Linked DNA regions of Homo sapiens: region 2 is linked to region 1. The links are chromatin contacts, found by Hi-C in ENCODE. All regions are on one chromosome and are shown on one strand. Each heading gives the region's core, a stretch centred on a gene start or an enhancer-like site at or near the end of the contact. The rest is flanking DNA. Distances are from core to core; before and after follow the strand shown. Region 1 has its middle 40 kb from the start of PPARGC1A. Region 2 overlaps PPARGC1A (PPARG coactivator 1 alpha).

What was found. A loop is a pair of places that touch in the nucleus more often than their neighbours do. Pooled maps may share reads with other maps.
Region 2: a map of cardiac septum shows a loop between it and region 1 (3-fold over the local background). The contact joins two enhancer-like sites. A Hi-C loop is called at or near these places in 1 of 168 maps with a recorded cell type or tissue (cardiac septum) and 1 of 50 pooled maps.

The regions. Positions count from the first base shown.
Region 1 is chr4:23,926,061-23,933,977 of GRCh38, forward strand. It overlaps a transcript of PPARGC1A not described here. Among named protein-coding and RNA genes, the nearest start is that of PPARGC1A, 40 kb to the left of the region's middle. RefSeq lists enhancers at 4,378-6,009, 6,094-6,934. Within about 2 kb of position 4,896, at least 16 of the 41 ENCODE cell types and tissues checked have a DNase peak (open chromatin) inside an H3K27ac peak, as active enhancers do.
Region 2 is chr4:23,785,498-23,793,414 of GRCh38, forward strand. It overlaps PPARGC1A (PPARG coactivator 1 alpha), which reads right to left. Exons shown (of 13, transcript NM_013261.5): 13 at 6,524-7,917. Among named protein-coding and RNA genes, the nearest start is that of PPARGC1A-AS1, 20 kb to the left of the region's middle. RefSeq lists an enhancer at 2,643-3,842. Within about 2 kb of position 4,459, at least 4 of the 41 ENCODE cell types and tissues checked have a DNase peak (open chromatin) inside an H3K27ac peak, as active enhancers do.

The sequences.
Region 1 (7,917 bases), core at 3,646-6,145:
TCATCCTTTGACTGCTGGTGTTGCCTATAATTCTGTTTTCAGCCCACTTTGCTTATTCTTCTCAGTCTTCCTTGGCTCATCTCATTGCCTCTCATGGCTTTAACTGCCACCATGACAGAATCTATGTCTCCAGCCCAGATTGTCCCCAGAGTCTCAGAGACAGCTGGGTACTCACCACCAACATCTTGCAGGACCAGAACACTCAAAATATACAAAATGGGCCTTAACATCCTCCCAACCTCAGCTGCTTGCCTGCCTGTGTTCTTTGCATCTGTTGAAAAGAAGTAACCCAATCCACCCAAACCAAAAATACACTCATCCCCTTCAATCTTAATCATTCTTAAGTCTCTTCCTTCCTTTCCATTCCATGATGAATGTCCTAGTTCAAGCCAGCGATCTTTCTAAAACTTGACTCTGGCTACATCCTACCTTAGTGTCTATCATTTCAGCCCCTCAACATTGACCTAGAGAAAGCGCTTGAACATGGCAGGAAGGTCTTCTCTGAGCTGGCCCCTGCCCTGCCTCCAGTCTGACCTCTTATCCCTCCCTGCTTCCTACTTCCAAGAGAATGCCCTTTTATCATGCTTTTGCTCCAGCTCTACCTGAAATCATTTCCCAAATCCTTTTTCCTTATCTAACTCTCTTCATTCTTTAAGAATCAGCTCAGTTGTCAGTTCTTCCAGGGAGTCTCACTGCCTGCTTGAGGCCATGTTAAGTCCTTCTGCTCATGGCTCCTCCAGAGCCTGGTGTACTCATCTACTACTGCACCCAGCACATTATAATCGCTAGTTTATGCATCTGTTTCCCCCACAGACAATGAGCTCATTGACAGCAGTGGCTCTCTGTTATTCATATATATCTTCCATGCACATAACAATAATTACTGAATACATGATCTATCTAACAAAAACACATTTACACATACAGATGTGCCTTGACTGACAATGGGGTTATGTCCAATAAATCCATTGTAAGTCATAAATATCTAAGTCAAAAATGCATTTAATACATCTAACCTACAACCTAGCTTAGTCTAGCCTACCGTAAATGTGTTCAGAACACTTACATTAGCCTACAGTTGGGCAAAATTATCTAATGCAAAGCCTATTTTATAATAAAATGTAATTTATTGAATACTGTACTGAAAGTGAAAAACAGATTGGTTCTATGAGTACTCTGTACTTGAAGTATGGTTTCTACTGAATGTATACCACTTTTACACCATCATAAAGTCAAAAAATCAAAAGTTAAATTATTATATGTCCAGGACTGTCTGCATATCCTACATGTAGATATTTTAAAGATATATGTTATTATGCCAGTAAAATAAAAGCCTCCTATATATTTATTTCTTCACATCCATCAAGAAAAGGTTTATGGTTTTTTCTTGTTTTTGTTTTGTTTAATTTTGCAGTTAGGAGAGAGGGTAATTGGATCTGTTTCACCTTTCTTGAAATCAGTCAAATTTAAGCTTGAGTTTTACAAAATTTTCTAATAAGAATAATAATAAGTAATCCCTCCTGAGCACCTGTTATCTTGAAACACTGTTCTAGGTGCTTTGTATGTCTGACTTAATTTTTCCTTGCAGTAGCCCCAGGCAGCCTGCTGTCTAGGCATTCCTATTCTTACCATCTACACAAACTAAGGCATTGAGAATAACTCAGCCAAGTTTACCCACATCAGAAGGGATGGAATCTTGATCCAGCCAAGGCTCCTCAATTGTACTACACTGTCCACAATCAAAATTCAGTTTCTGTTATTGATTCCTACATCATGGAACAGAATTGTATTATGACTCAAAAATCCTTGCAGGCTTAAGAGCCAGTATGGAAATGGACTTTAACCAATCAGAATGCATCCTAGGACCCTGCTGTGTCAAGCATTAATCTTTTGGTTACTAGATCGTGAAGCAGTTGAGGAGTTCCAAAAGCAGGAGCCACACTGACAGAGTCTGGGCACTTGGAGGGCCTGGGCAGCAGCTAGTATTTTAATATTTTTACAACTGGTACTGCCATGATGGTGCATCCCAGCCGAATATCAACCCCGGTCTGATGCATCAAAATAAAGATGTCAGGAAAAAGTGTCTGGACTATTTTCAGAGTCTGGTGCTTCGTTCGTTCAAGGTTATTGTTCTTGGATGCAGCTGCCACTAAGTAGAATTTCCTTAGAGGGAAAATCCACAATTTCTGGTGGGAAAATGGAGGCAGCGAAATTATATCCTAGGCTTCTAGGCTCTATTTCTCTTGTATCTCCAGGCCCAAAAAGGGTACCTGGCACAAAATAAATACTCAACAAGAATTGCTATGAATAAAATGCAAATCAAAGCCACAATGAGATACCATCTCACGCCAGTCAGAGTAGTGATTGTTATTAAAAAGTCAGGGAATAACAGATGCTGGTGAAGTTGTGGAGAAATAGGAATGCTTTTATACTGTTGGTGGGAATGTAAATTAGTTCCACCATTGTGGAAGACAGGGTGGGGATTCCTCAAAGATCTAGAACCAGAACTACCATTTGACCCAGCAATCCCATTACTGAGTATATGCCTAAAGGAATATAAATCATTCTATTACAAAGATGCATGAACACATATGTTCATTGCAGCACTATTAACAATAGCAAACACGTGGCATGAACCCAAATGCCCATCAATGATAGACTGGATAAAGGAAATGTGGTACTTATCCAGCCACAAAAAAACAAAAAAAACAAAAAAAAACAACAAAAAAAAAAACCCAAGATCATATCTTTTGTAGGGGACATGGATGGAGCTGGAAGGATTTGGAAGCCATTATCCTCAGCAAACTAATGCAGGAACAGAAAACCAAACACTGCTTGTTCTTGTTTATAAGGGAGCTGAACAATGAGAACACATGGACACAGGGAGGGGAACAACACACACTGGGGCCTGTCAGGGGATGCGGTTGGGGGAGGGAGAGCATTAGGAAAAATTGCTAATGCATGCTGGGCTTATTACCTAGGTGATGGGTTGATAGGTGCAGCAAACCACCATGGCACACGTTTACCTATGTAACAAACCTACACATCCTGCACATGTACCCTGGAATTTAAAAATCAAAATCAAAATAAAATAATAATGAATAAATAAATAAATAAAAGTAACTCACCCAAACTGGATTAAATGTTAGGTCAACCCAGGGAGGTACATAGAACACCAGTCTATAAAGGACGCTAAAGTATTGCTATAGACAAAATGAGACAGAGCATGCTATATGTGGTAGAAGGAAAACTTGTGTGAGTTACTAGAGGTGGAAAAATAAAACCCCTGAGGATGTGCTCACATCATAATAGATGTTCCATCAACCACCATCTTAGGATGCCAGTTAGCCACAGACCTTTTATGTGGTTGAACAGCACATGCAAGTTTGGAGCCAGAGGTGAATTGCTTGGAAAAATAAAAGGAGTAAGGCTAGTGCTGCCTCCCGAGGCTCTCCCACTCACACTTTGCTGGAAGTGGTTCAAGTCCCTCTGCAGTAGCAAAGTGTGAACACTGTTGAATGTTAATGACAGAAACCATGGCAGGCACTTTACTGAGAGGAAAAAGTGCGGCACCCATTATGGAGAGTGGGGAAGAAAGATTGGCAATGGCTTTACCCTCAGTGGGAGAAGGTTGAAGTGGCCCCAAGATTGAAATCATCCTGGAGGTGTTAACACTTCAAGTCTGTGTTCAAACTTTGCTGCCTTCTGCTGCAGAGGATTTGCCTACAAATAACAATAACAAGAATAATAACTAGAATAATACCTGCCACCTTTTATTTAGCATTCATTGCGCCCTAGGCTAAGCCTTTATGAGGCTCTTCTCATTACATCTTTTTAACAACCCTATGAGGAGGGTATTATCATTCCATTTTACAGCTGAGTGTTAACAGACCATAAACTCACCAAGGAAATCCTCAAAACATGGCTGATATTCAACCTCTCCTATAGATTTGCAGACTCTGTTTTTTGTCACCCCACTCCAGGGTGCCACGTTAAATATATGTATATTTTAGCATCCTTGACATCTTTAAATGATATCATCTGAATTTTTACCTAGATATTCTGTTTCATTTACCTTTAAGTCCCCAAATCAGGTTTGAAATTCCTTTTCATTCACACAGAAAGAATATTTATATTACTACCCATGGCTTCAAGCAGGACAAAATCCCTCTCCACCATGAGTGACTCTGAACTTGATTTTTGGTGTAACAGCCCTCACATTGTACCATTACATATATACTCAAGGGCAGAAAATAAATAATAAATTATAGCATTTCTTATGTTTGCTTTGCACCATCCAAGATGTCAATCATATTGTGGGGAGTAACGCCTTCTGACCACTGACATTTAGGTACAACGCTGAAGGACTATTTCTCCAGCTAGCACTTCAACACGGTTCTCTAATATCTTAAAGATCAACCTTAACAACAACAATGATGACAAAGGTATGAATTTTATCAGTTACAAGGTATAAAAAAAGGTTTTGAAATATGAACAACCTTATCATTGATTTCTTTCTTTTTAGGCCAAAAGAGCATATATCATTCAAGCTATGGGGACAAAAATAAATTGTTGCCAGAGGCTGTTCAAATGGAAACCAGTAGCACCCTTCAGGGTTCAATGTACTTTTTTGTTTCTTTTTTCCTACCCAGACTCTCAAAGGGACAAACACATGCAGGAAAGTGATCCTGGAAAGAAGGGGTTAATATAAGCTGCACAGTGCACTCAGTGATGCCTTAAATAATTGTCACATGTCCCCTATAATCTGTCCCATGCTGTCAGCACTGAGTTAGTCATAATAATATCAGATAAGAGCTGTTCAAAGTGACACACTAACCAACATGGGAGCCACATGACTTTCTGGCTTGGCTACTGCCCTTCAGCTGAACTTTGGCTTAGAACACAAGGCTCCCAGAGGCAGCCTGGCACATGCCGCCGCGTGGAGTGTCCGGTGGCATTTTCCGTTGCTAGGGCCTCTGTTGCTTCACAGTCTAGTGAGGGGCAGCTGGGGATCAGTGACAGGGAGTCACCTGCTCACCCCACCTCTGGGGACAGGGAAAGGAATTGGCTGCTGTGGTGGCCGCTGCCTTTCTGAGCTTGTGCTGGGACTCCCTGTCCCCTCCACAGTTGATTAGTTTTGCAAATGTGTGTGTCACGCGTTATGCCAAGAACCACAGCAGGGAAACTCGGACCCCCAAAGGGAGTTTGTGCTGGAAGAGGTAGAGAAGGAATGTGACTCTTGGCTAAGAGGACACAAAGGCAAGGGCAGGAAGGAAGGAGGAAAAAAAAAGGAAGGAAAGTTATTACCTCTGGGTAGAAGGTTACTGTAGACTAGCTCTATTTTATTTGTGCTTTTCTGTATCCCCGCCCTGACTTTTTTTTTTACTTCCAGCATACTTTAGATTTTTAATTTAAAAAGTTAAGGCACATATTTTTTAAAGGAGAATAAAGAAAGAATAGTGAAAAAGAGGAAGAAAGGAAGGTGACCCATTCACTCACTGATTCATTCACAAAGCAGAGACCAGAAAGGAAGCAAGAATCCAATGTCATCTGACATTGGATTTGAGAACATTTATTGGCAGTGTGCCTCTGGCATACTTACCTAACACCTCTCTCTAAGCTTTATTATCCTCGGCAGTAAAATGGAAAAATAATACCTAAGTTACAAGACTGCCATGGGGATAAAAAGAGGTGATATATGCTAAGTGGCTAACAAGTGGTAGGTGCTCAATAATCAGTAGCTCATGGGAAGCCATGGAAGTTATGACGATCTTTGGAGTCAGAGATACCCAGATCCAAAGTCTGACTCCAGCACTTACCATGGTGTGACCTCAGGCAAATTATCTCACCTTGCGGAGCCTCAGTTTCTCATGTACAAAATGGGGATAATGATACCCCATTGTCAGGGTTGTTAAAAGGAGTTACTGTTAATGCTTTACACTTGGCAAATAATCAGGCACATGGTAGTTATACAGTAATTTGTAACAGGAGTTGCCATAGTGGTGGTGGTCATAGTAGCTAAAAATAGAAAGAAGGCAAATCCATTCATTAATTCAACAAACGGAAATAGCAAGATGTACAAGTAAAAGTAATAATCAGACAAATGTATAGAGAAGAGATAACTAAAAACCAAAGGTACTGATCAATAAAGATTGGAAGAGTCTAAAAGGACCCAAATACATGAGAAGACAGAGAACAAGAGAATGCTCTTAGTGGGACTAATTAGTTCCTCGCTTAGTTCCTCGCTTGGCTGGGAACTATCTAGTCCATCCTCCTCCTGCCTCCAGGGAGCTAATGCTATCCTTCCATTCTATAGATCGAAGTGCAGACGTCTCCAGTGGCTTTTCCCAGATCACACAGCTAATAAGTAGCATAAAAGGGGTCAAAGCTCAGGAGTGCCCCTACTGTGCTCTTTTAGGAAAGGCATTACCAAAATTAAATATAAATAGAGAAACATTAGCAACTAAACTAAAAGCAACAAATGTCAGCAGAGAAAAATTATTGTTTACTTTAGGGAAAATGGAAAAAACGAAGTAGTGTTTTTTTAAAAAAATAAAATACAAGAAATGGTAGCTTAACGAATTTTTTTTTTGAAAAATGAGAAATAAAAAACTGTATTTAGTAGAAAGACATCTTATTGGAGATAAATCTTAGGAGGCAGAATTTCATGGAGAACTTAAGAGGGAAGAATTCCAGTTGGAAGGAGGAAAGCAAGATTTTCCTGTTCATGTACTCAAGTCTGATTCCTCAGGGTACTGCATATTCTAAGATTTCTCTGACAAAATTCCATAGCAATTTGCTCAGAAGAGGAGAAGGCCACCAACACATGGGGTCCAGGAATCAGTCTCGCCGTTCTAAGCTGTTAACATTAGACAGGTGCTTCAAGGAGAAGAAAGAACACTTGTGTTGTCCAGTTGGGCAGAGTTTTCCCGACAAGTGGTGACTCTAGTGGTATAAAAATCAGAAAACCCTAAAGGGAAAGTGAAGTGAAATAGGAAGGAATTCGGGCCAGCCAATGCCTGGAGCTTCTTCCCAATTCTTCTGGTGCCAAAACGTCTGAAAGCTCTGTGAATTTTTTTTTAAGTAGGGGCCATTCCCTTTCCAGAAGCCAGGCGGAGTGCTGGAACAGAAAACAACCACAAAGAATGAAGTCTACCTCTTTCCTTTGTTATTCAAGAGCTGTGTGGAATGGGCCTCTCCCTAAAGCTCACCACCTTCATTGAATTTTTCTCCTATGTAGAAAGAAAAGTCCTCAGTTTGTTTTGGAGAATAAATGAGATAAAGTAAGCAAATATATCTGATGCCTGGTAAGTTATACTATTATTTTCACTTTGCTTCCAGGAGTAAGTGTTTGCAACTTTCTCTTCCCCACCACACAAATAGTTGATTTGTTGGACCAACTCTCAACCTCACCTCATACCAGTAGGAGGATTGTGAGCCTGAAGCAAGAGAAACTCATGTGGAAATGGGTGACAGAGGAACTGGAGAATGGAAAGAAGAAAGGAAACATGATTTAATATTAAGGAAAATAGCCTACTGGCCCAGCAAACTCTGAGAGGCTAGAAAGCATTTTATTTTAGACAGCTTTCTGGCTATCACCTGAAGTTTATGAGAGCTAGCCTTGCCTGTGCCATGTGTATAAATCATCCCTGCCCACTTATTAATAATCATAATGCCTTCTTTTATATAGAGTTCTTTGGAAGGCACTTTCACATACATCACCTAATCATTCATATGCCACAGGGTATCAGCAGCTGCCAGCCACTCATCCGCCCAAGTGGGCAAAGCAACTCGGTCTTTGGTTATGTAAATATGAGGCCCACAGGCACCATGACTTCAGGAAAAGGTGTAATGTGTCCTGTGTGTCTCCCAATATCCTTTGCTAGGCCGAACTGTCCACTGGGGAAAGGTGAATAC
Region 2 (7,917 bases), core at 3,209-5,708, 140 kb before region 1:
TATTGCAATGTTAGAAACTGAGCCCGCTTTTCCCTACAACTGATGCCAGGTGCAGCAAAGACACTACCCTCAAAGGGCGATCCATAAATTAGAACACTGAGTGTCTACCGATCAGTATCTACAGTAATCCTAAGATTTGATTGTAGACAGGTTAGCATTGCAGAGAGAAATCCAAATAAACATATTTAAGAAATCTTAAGAAGGTCTTCTATCATGAACAGCTGATATCCGAGCTAGCATTGTGTCATGACAATGAATGTAATCACAGAAACAAGGAAGCATTTCGTCCAAAGGTGGATTCTCCACGTGCCTATCGCTTGTCTGAGGATACTGTAAGAATCTCTGGAAAGAGGGGCTCAGTTTCTCACACTGCAATACCAGAGGCCCGTCTCCAATCCAGTGGCCATGCTCAGTGAGCATGAGGTCAGTTAAGATTATGAAGTGGGAAAGAAGAAAAGTTGGTCATGAACTTTCATTTTCAGAATTCTATGAACTTTAGTCAAAATAACCTAGGGTTTGTGTTCTCCAAGACAGACGAATTTTCTGAGAAAATGACTGGTTTACCAATGGCTGCAAAATCGGGACTGATTATTTTTTAAGTTTTTTTCTTATATTAGCCCTAAATTGAAAACTTATTTATTTACTTATTTATTTGAGATGGAGTCTCGCGCTGTCACCCAGGCTGGAGTGCAGTGGCACAATCTCCGCTCACGGCAACCTCCACCTCCCAGGTTCAAGTGATTCTCCTGCCTCAACCTCCCAAGTAGCTGGGATTACAGGTGCACACCACCACGCCTAGCTAATTTTCATATGTTTTTAGTAGAGTTGGGGTTTCACCATGTTGGCCAGGCCGGTCTCGAACTCCTGACCTCAAGTGATCTGCCCGCCTCAGCCCAAAGTGCTGGGATTACAAGTGTGAGCTGCTGCGCCCAGCCCAGAAACTTTTTAATAGTGCTTGAAAAACCATAAAAAGCTCTTCAATTTGATTATTTTTGTGATTTAACTTCTCAGTGGTAAGAATATACCATTTTATACCTCCAAATCCACTTTAACTTATGGAAGAGGTTTCTACCTCTTTGTAAAGTTGGTTATCAGCCCTTGTAAGTAAGATCGTACACCTTGGAATCACAGCACTAGGTCATTCCTGCCCATTAAGTATGAGGATCTCTGGCCTCAACCCTCATAGACATTGGTCTTACAGCAATATACTTTCCACAAAATGCAATATATGTAGGTAGGTGGATAGACAGATAAACAGATGGATAAATAGATGATAGATAGATAGATGATAGAAGATAGATAGATACACAGATACATAGATATATAGATACTCACAATAAGGATTCTGGTGAGAGTGTCCTACCGAAGCTATTACAAAATATATTTTTTAATTTTTTCTTACTATACTGCCAACTAGATGTGGAGTTTCTAGTACGTTGGAGAAGTTCCATCAATATAGAATGATGAATGCAATACAAGCAGATTTTGGTTTCAGTCAGACGGTAGCAACAAAAGTACACAAATTTTAACAATTAAATACCTCTAACAGATTTCTTTTGAAGATTAATATTTTATTCCTGGAGGCATTATATATAGGACGAGACTTTCAAAAATAAGTTTTAGGACCAACTGGACTTTGCCCAAATCTGGGCAGTTTTCCAGCTACCTTAACCCTCCATTTCCTCCTCAATAAAATGGGAAGAGTTGTATACCTACCTTACAGTTTGTTTAGGAGGATTAATGAAGAAAATTCATGTAAACAGCTAAGTAAAATGACTAAAAGATAAATCCACAATAAATGTTAGCTAATACCATCATCATCTTTGTCATTATCTTCACTGTTTTAATCACATCCTGAATTCACTGGACTTTCAAATGGAGGGCAGCTTTTCATATTTGCTTTCTTACCAGTACAGGAAGATTTCTCTAATTTTAAAATGAGGATGTTAAGAGGTCTTATTGAGCAACATCATTACCTGAGGTCCAATGGCTGGGATACAGGATGACCAGGTGTGTCACTAAGCGCTGATTCTAGGAAAGGGAGTCTCCAAGTTGATCAAGTTTCTAAAAGGAGCTGATAAAGCTAAGTTTTTAAGACAGCAAAAACAAGCAAATAACGTCTTTAAATTATTGCAATGCCATGAAGTTATGTCTCCATGAAATATAGCAGATACGACTTTTGAGGGGGCTTGAGTTTAACCTTCAGAATGCTGAAAGTTGGTGAAGGTTCCTTGCTGGAAATGGCTACTTTGAGATGGTAGAACTGAAACAAACAATGAGAAGAAAATAGGGGGGCCTCCTCAATGCATTATTGAAATCTAAAGAGCTCTTTGTATTCTATGAATGTAGGGATTATCTTTTTATCATTCCACAAAATTAAAGCTTAAAAGTTCTATCCAAAAACCTAGCTGTGGAGAAATCCTCAAGGGTCTCCCATTAACGTGGTAGCCAGGAAGTACACAGGATTTTAATCAAAGGCCAGCGGCTGTCTATGTGACACAGAACTACCCTCACATATAGAACCAATATGTGAGGTTCATTCCTTTCTTCACAATTCTACAGCCTAGCTGCACAATTGCCTATTTTGTCTATATAATCTCATGGAATGAGTTGGCATACAAGGCAAATAAGAAACCACGGGAAACCTCTGTCCAAACCTTGCTTCGTGCCTGAAGTTCAAATGTGTTTGGTTAACCTTCTATTGATTCCTTCTCTTTCCTTCAGGTGACCTTTTTGGTCTTAGTTTTTGCCATGGCATGCCATGGCACACAGTGGCTCAATGAGACTCTGGCACCAAGTGACAAAGAAACTCTTATGAGTTGTCTATGAATTATTTCATTCATCAGGTGCACACATTGGCACTCCCTTTAATGCCGCCACCCCTGCCACTGGAAATGGCAAAAAGTCAGCCCAACAGATAGGTACTTCCCACCCTCCAAATACTGAAGCCAAACAGTGGATGGTGAACTCCAATCTTTGCTTTCTGTTCAATTGTTTTCCTGTTGGATAGTCGGAACTGCAATTCAGACTGTTGACCCTGGAAAAGGCAGCTCATTGAATCAGTACCAGGATGCTTTTCCCATGTAAACAGATAAGTGGAGGAGAATGACGCCATGCATTGCACTTGATCATTAAATTGCCTGACATGAAAGTAACACGGCTCCATCACATGCCGTGTGACCAGTTTACTAACTTACCCTTCTCTAGGAAGCAGAGTAATTAATCATCATTCTGTGATAGTGTATACACATTCCTGCCAACAAATAGGGAAGTGCTTACAGAGGGCAATACTTCTAAGCACTATGAAACATTAGTCATACATCTGATTAAAGGGTATAGTGATCAAGCCGAAAACCTAGTAGATGGTTAAACTAAGAACAAGCACGTCCTAATTTTCTTTTAAGAATTAAGTCAGTCTTTCAAGCGCACTGTGAAGCTATGAGAGGAATAAGCAGGGGACCTGCTTGGAAATGAAGTGAGAAAGCAATGATGATACGAATGAAGACAGGACTTGATTTTCAGCAACACCAACGTCCATCAAAGGAAAGTACCTGTGAATTTCCTTAAATGACTTGCTGGAGGGCATTTTGTGGTAACTATAATACTATAGCCACTTTTTTTCATCAATTAGTATTGTTAAAGAGAAGCTTGACTATAGAGTTCCTAACAGCAGCAAAAAATAAATTCCCTCCAATTAAGTAGTCTAATAAGCTATTTAGGATTTTACCACTTAACATTCTTTCCTTCCCATTTAATTTTGGCTTTCACTTGGATGTCATCTTGTTGAAAATCCATCACAGAAAACTATGTGGAAAAAAAAAGATAATGTTGCTAAGTGCCCCTGATGTTCAAAAACAAGTAGAAGCACAATATTTTTTTTAAATCATCCCAGGATTTTTCCTAATAATTCAGCTTCTTCCTACTATAAATTAATATATGAAAATATATGAAAATGGTCAATATGCAAATTCAAGTATCACACTAGCTACTTGCCTTCAGTAAGTGCTATATGCATAAATTTGAAATGATACAATATTTTAAGGTCCTTGATTATAATAATGCCTTGGTGTGCATATGTGCATGTATAATTACATTCATTTAATTTAATCATGAAAATATTATAGGATCATTTGGTTTTCTCCTCTAAAAGTTCTCTTACTCTTTTCAATTAATTAATTTCACTCTGCCCCTTTATAAGTCACCTAATGGTAAGTAATGGGTTTTGAGCTGAACAGAATATGGTCACATTCCTCTGGAATTAATTATGGACAGAAAAGAGACATGTGGGAAAGTGGTGGCCTCTTGCCTTTAGCCTACATCCTAGTCATGAAACAATGTTATGGCTTTTCAGTCGAACCTGGTCCTCAAAATATTCACATTTCATAATCATTTCTTCTACAAGTTTCCAGTGTCCCCAGTGCTGAGAATTCGCCCAAGGGCAGTCACCTGATTACGACAGAAGAGACCTGGAAACCAGCCCATGTGACCCCGCATTCCACATGCTTGACTAGAGTGGAGCTTTTGGGACTCTGCATAGTTACTGGAATCACATGGAATATAACAAGGGAAACATGGGGGTGGAGGACATTTAACATTCTCCATGCACTAGGAGAACAGATAACGCCCCAGTAAGTGGAAAATAAAAATGGGCCATTTTGAGTGGAAGGGAGGAAGCATAACGTGAAGGTTATGTCTTACCATCCTTCCCCTACAAGAAAATCTTATTTTCCCTCTCACAGAAAATCTGTATTTCTTTTCCCCAACATGCTAACAGAGACCGGTGAACAGAAATAGGCTGCTTTGTGTCCATCAATAGAATCTATATACTATCTTTTCCCCCAGGGATTAATTCAGCTTTTGATTAAATCTTTCTGAGATTTAAATCATGATGTTACAAACCTCCAAGGAACTCCTCTATGAGTTGTGACCTTCTTTATTACTCTCTGCCGTTTGATAAAGTACAAAGATTGATTTATAATGGATTGTAGTGTGTTTGAAAACGGAGTAGCAACGAAAATTGCAAAATATAAGATTAATATAAATATTGCAAATGGAATGTTTTAGTTAAAATATTCTATAACTAATACTGAGTTATAAATGTGTAGCTAGTAACACTACAGTCGAGTCAGTATAGTAACGTTATTAGGGCTGTAAATTATATCCAATGATTAGCTAAATAAACCTACAAAGAAGAGAAAACCGACAATGCTAAAAAAGAATTTCAATTCAATATCATATTGTATACAGTTTAGACAGATTTGGTTTGGAGGACTTTTGAATTGAGACAATCTTTTTTTAAAAAAAGCTATATCAAATGTTATTTTTGTCAGCCCAATTTTGGTTTTAATAATTATTTTGCCATTAGTATCAACAAGAATGAAAGTGAGTCAATGTTTTGAGGACAATATGAAATAAATCCTTTATCTCAATCAGGATATTCCAGTACCAAACTAGCAGCTACTAATGCTGCTTCTGAAAATCCCTCATTTTCTCTCCGCCCTCAAAAGACTTGTTAGGTTAAAAAGTTAAGCATTTAGGGAAGAGTTCTAATGTCCTTGCTGGTTCCAACCGGAAGATTAAAAATGCCTTATGCAATTTAAGCAACAATAGAAGACAAGTCAGGAACTGAGACTTATCTATTGAAACTCAGGAGTGCTTGGTATCCACAGTGGCAGATAAATTCAGTATTTGGGTAAGATAAGATAATGGTAGATTTTTATTTTCCATTTCCATAAAATAAATAATTGATGAATTTTATATTGGTATAAAACAATCCATGGGGAGTGTATCTTATGTTATTTAGCAGATTTCAATGCACTTCTGATAGCTCTTATCACATTTCCAATATTTACAAACACTCTTTTTCTCTCTAGGAGATGGAAATGATGGAATATAATTTAGCCATCTTTCCCCAATGTTGCATATGTTGAGTCTTGCAATGCAAATGATTGGCAATGGGAGCAACCATTTGAAATTGGGCAAGGGCATTCTCTGTCATTAGGACCGTCATCATCTACCAGCCACAGTGGACATCCTGACAGCACGATGTGTCTTCAGCTATCAGCTCATCCCATATTTAACCAACCCGATGACTTCCATATGATGGGGAACTGCATCCTGTTACAAGTCTTGGAGAAATATTCAGTCCATCTACAACAAAATCGCTTTCTATACTGAATATTCAGTGAGTTTTTTCCCTAGGGGAAAGAGCTTCTACTTAAAAATACACACTTCCCAGGGTTAAGTACAAAAATAGAGCTAATCCATTTGATACAATCCCCTGTCATTTTTCACCTCTGAACGTTCGTTATAGAAACCACCACGTCTGCCTTTGCCGTTTAGAAAAAGACAAGATACAGAAGATGCACGTTACCTTAGAGCTGAAATGCATCCATGAATATGGAAAAGCAAGGAGAAAGGGAAAGAGAGCCAGAGAGGAAATAGAATAATAATAAGCGAGTAATGGGTACTGATCTGAGAAACATGCCAGGAGTTTGGTTACGATAAATAAGAAAAGCAGAAGTAGATTTGAAACATTCGTTTCCCTTTATTAGCTCAGTGAGGCTGATGTGTACTGCACATTTAAAAAAAATCACAGGAATTTTCATACAATGAATAAAACCACAACAATACATGTAGAATTGGCAGGTGGAAAAAAGGCCCGGCAAGGGCTCAACTAATCGCTCACTTTCCCTCTTCAGCATAGTTCAACCAACAGTATTACACTTTCACCTACAAATCTTAAAGTAGCTCCATCAAATCAGCAGTTCACATTATTGAAAATGTCTGTCACATAGGTACAAATTTAGAATCATCACATTATAGTACATGGCTATTCTAGGTCATCTATAGATCAGGTCTTAGACTACAGTGATTGAAGTTCTCATTACAGCCATCAAGAAAGGACACATAATCATTACCTACTGGAAGCTCACATCTAAAGGCATGAAAAGGTTTCCTTTTATCAACTGACCCAAACATCATACCCCAATAGTGCAAAGTTCCCTCTCTGCTGCTTTGAATGTTGACAGCCCAACTGTTGTTCTCGGAGTCGTTTAGCAAAAAATTGATTTTGTTGCACTGGAAGAATTATTCTGCTACATCTCTTTTAAAAAAGAAAAAAATCCACATTACTAAAGCACCAGTTCGGTTACCAAAATTGTAGATGTGGTACTTACCACGGCATGAAGGCAATGGCCCACGGTCTTCTAAAAATCCTACAGATCTATGCTGAAATTTGCCTCCAGTGATGATGGGGTGCACGTGTTCATTTGAAATATTCTCTCCCAAAAAAATAAAAATAAAAATGAGAGGAGCACAGCTTACATTTTGATGGGCTACCCACAGTGTCTGCAGAAGATACAAAAGCTCCACTAATTCTAGATGCAATTTGAAGTCCATTGAGGAAAACTATCTTCATGGTAACAATATTTGTCAGGCTGGGGGTAGGGGGGATAAATTAATCCTCAATATGATATCTGTAGTGCTGTCTTTTGATAAGTAAGAAAAGAAACCAAGTATTCCACTCATGTCAACAATCCAGGGCAAAAAGGAGAATGTATTTAAAATTGGTTCACAAAAATTTAAAGGCAAAATAGAGAACACATGTGGTCCTTGAACACATAATAGGATTTACTAAATCTCGATTTCTTAAAAATAATTTATTGCTCTTAATAGTCTTTTTATTATTATTCTACAACAGAAGATACTCAAAATTCAGAAAGAAAGACTGTAAACTTTAGTTTGGCGTTCACACAGTTAAAATACCTGCATTTAACCTACAGAACAACAAGAATTAGGCGGATTAAAGATGTGTTACTGTTGTAACGCAGAACCTGTGAACAAGTTCTTTCATTTCATAGTATTTTTATTGCTTTCTATCTACTTAGAAATAAGAAGCCAAAAAATCAAGCAAGC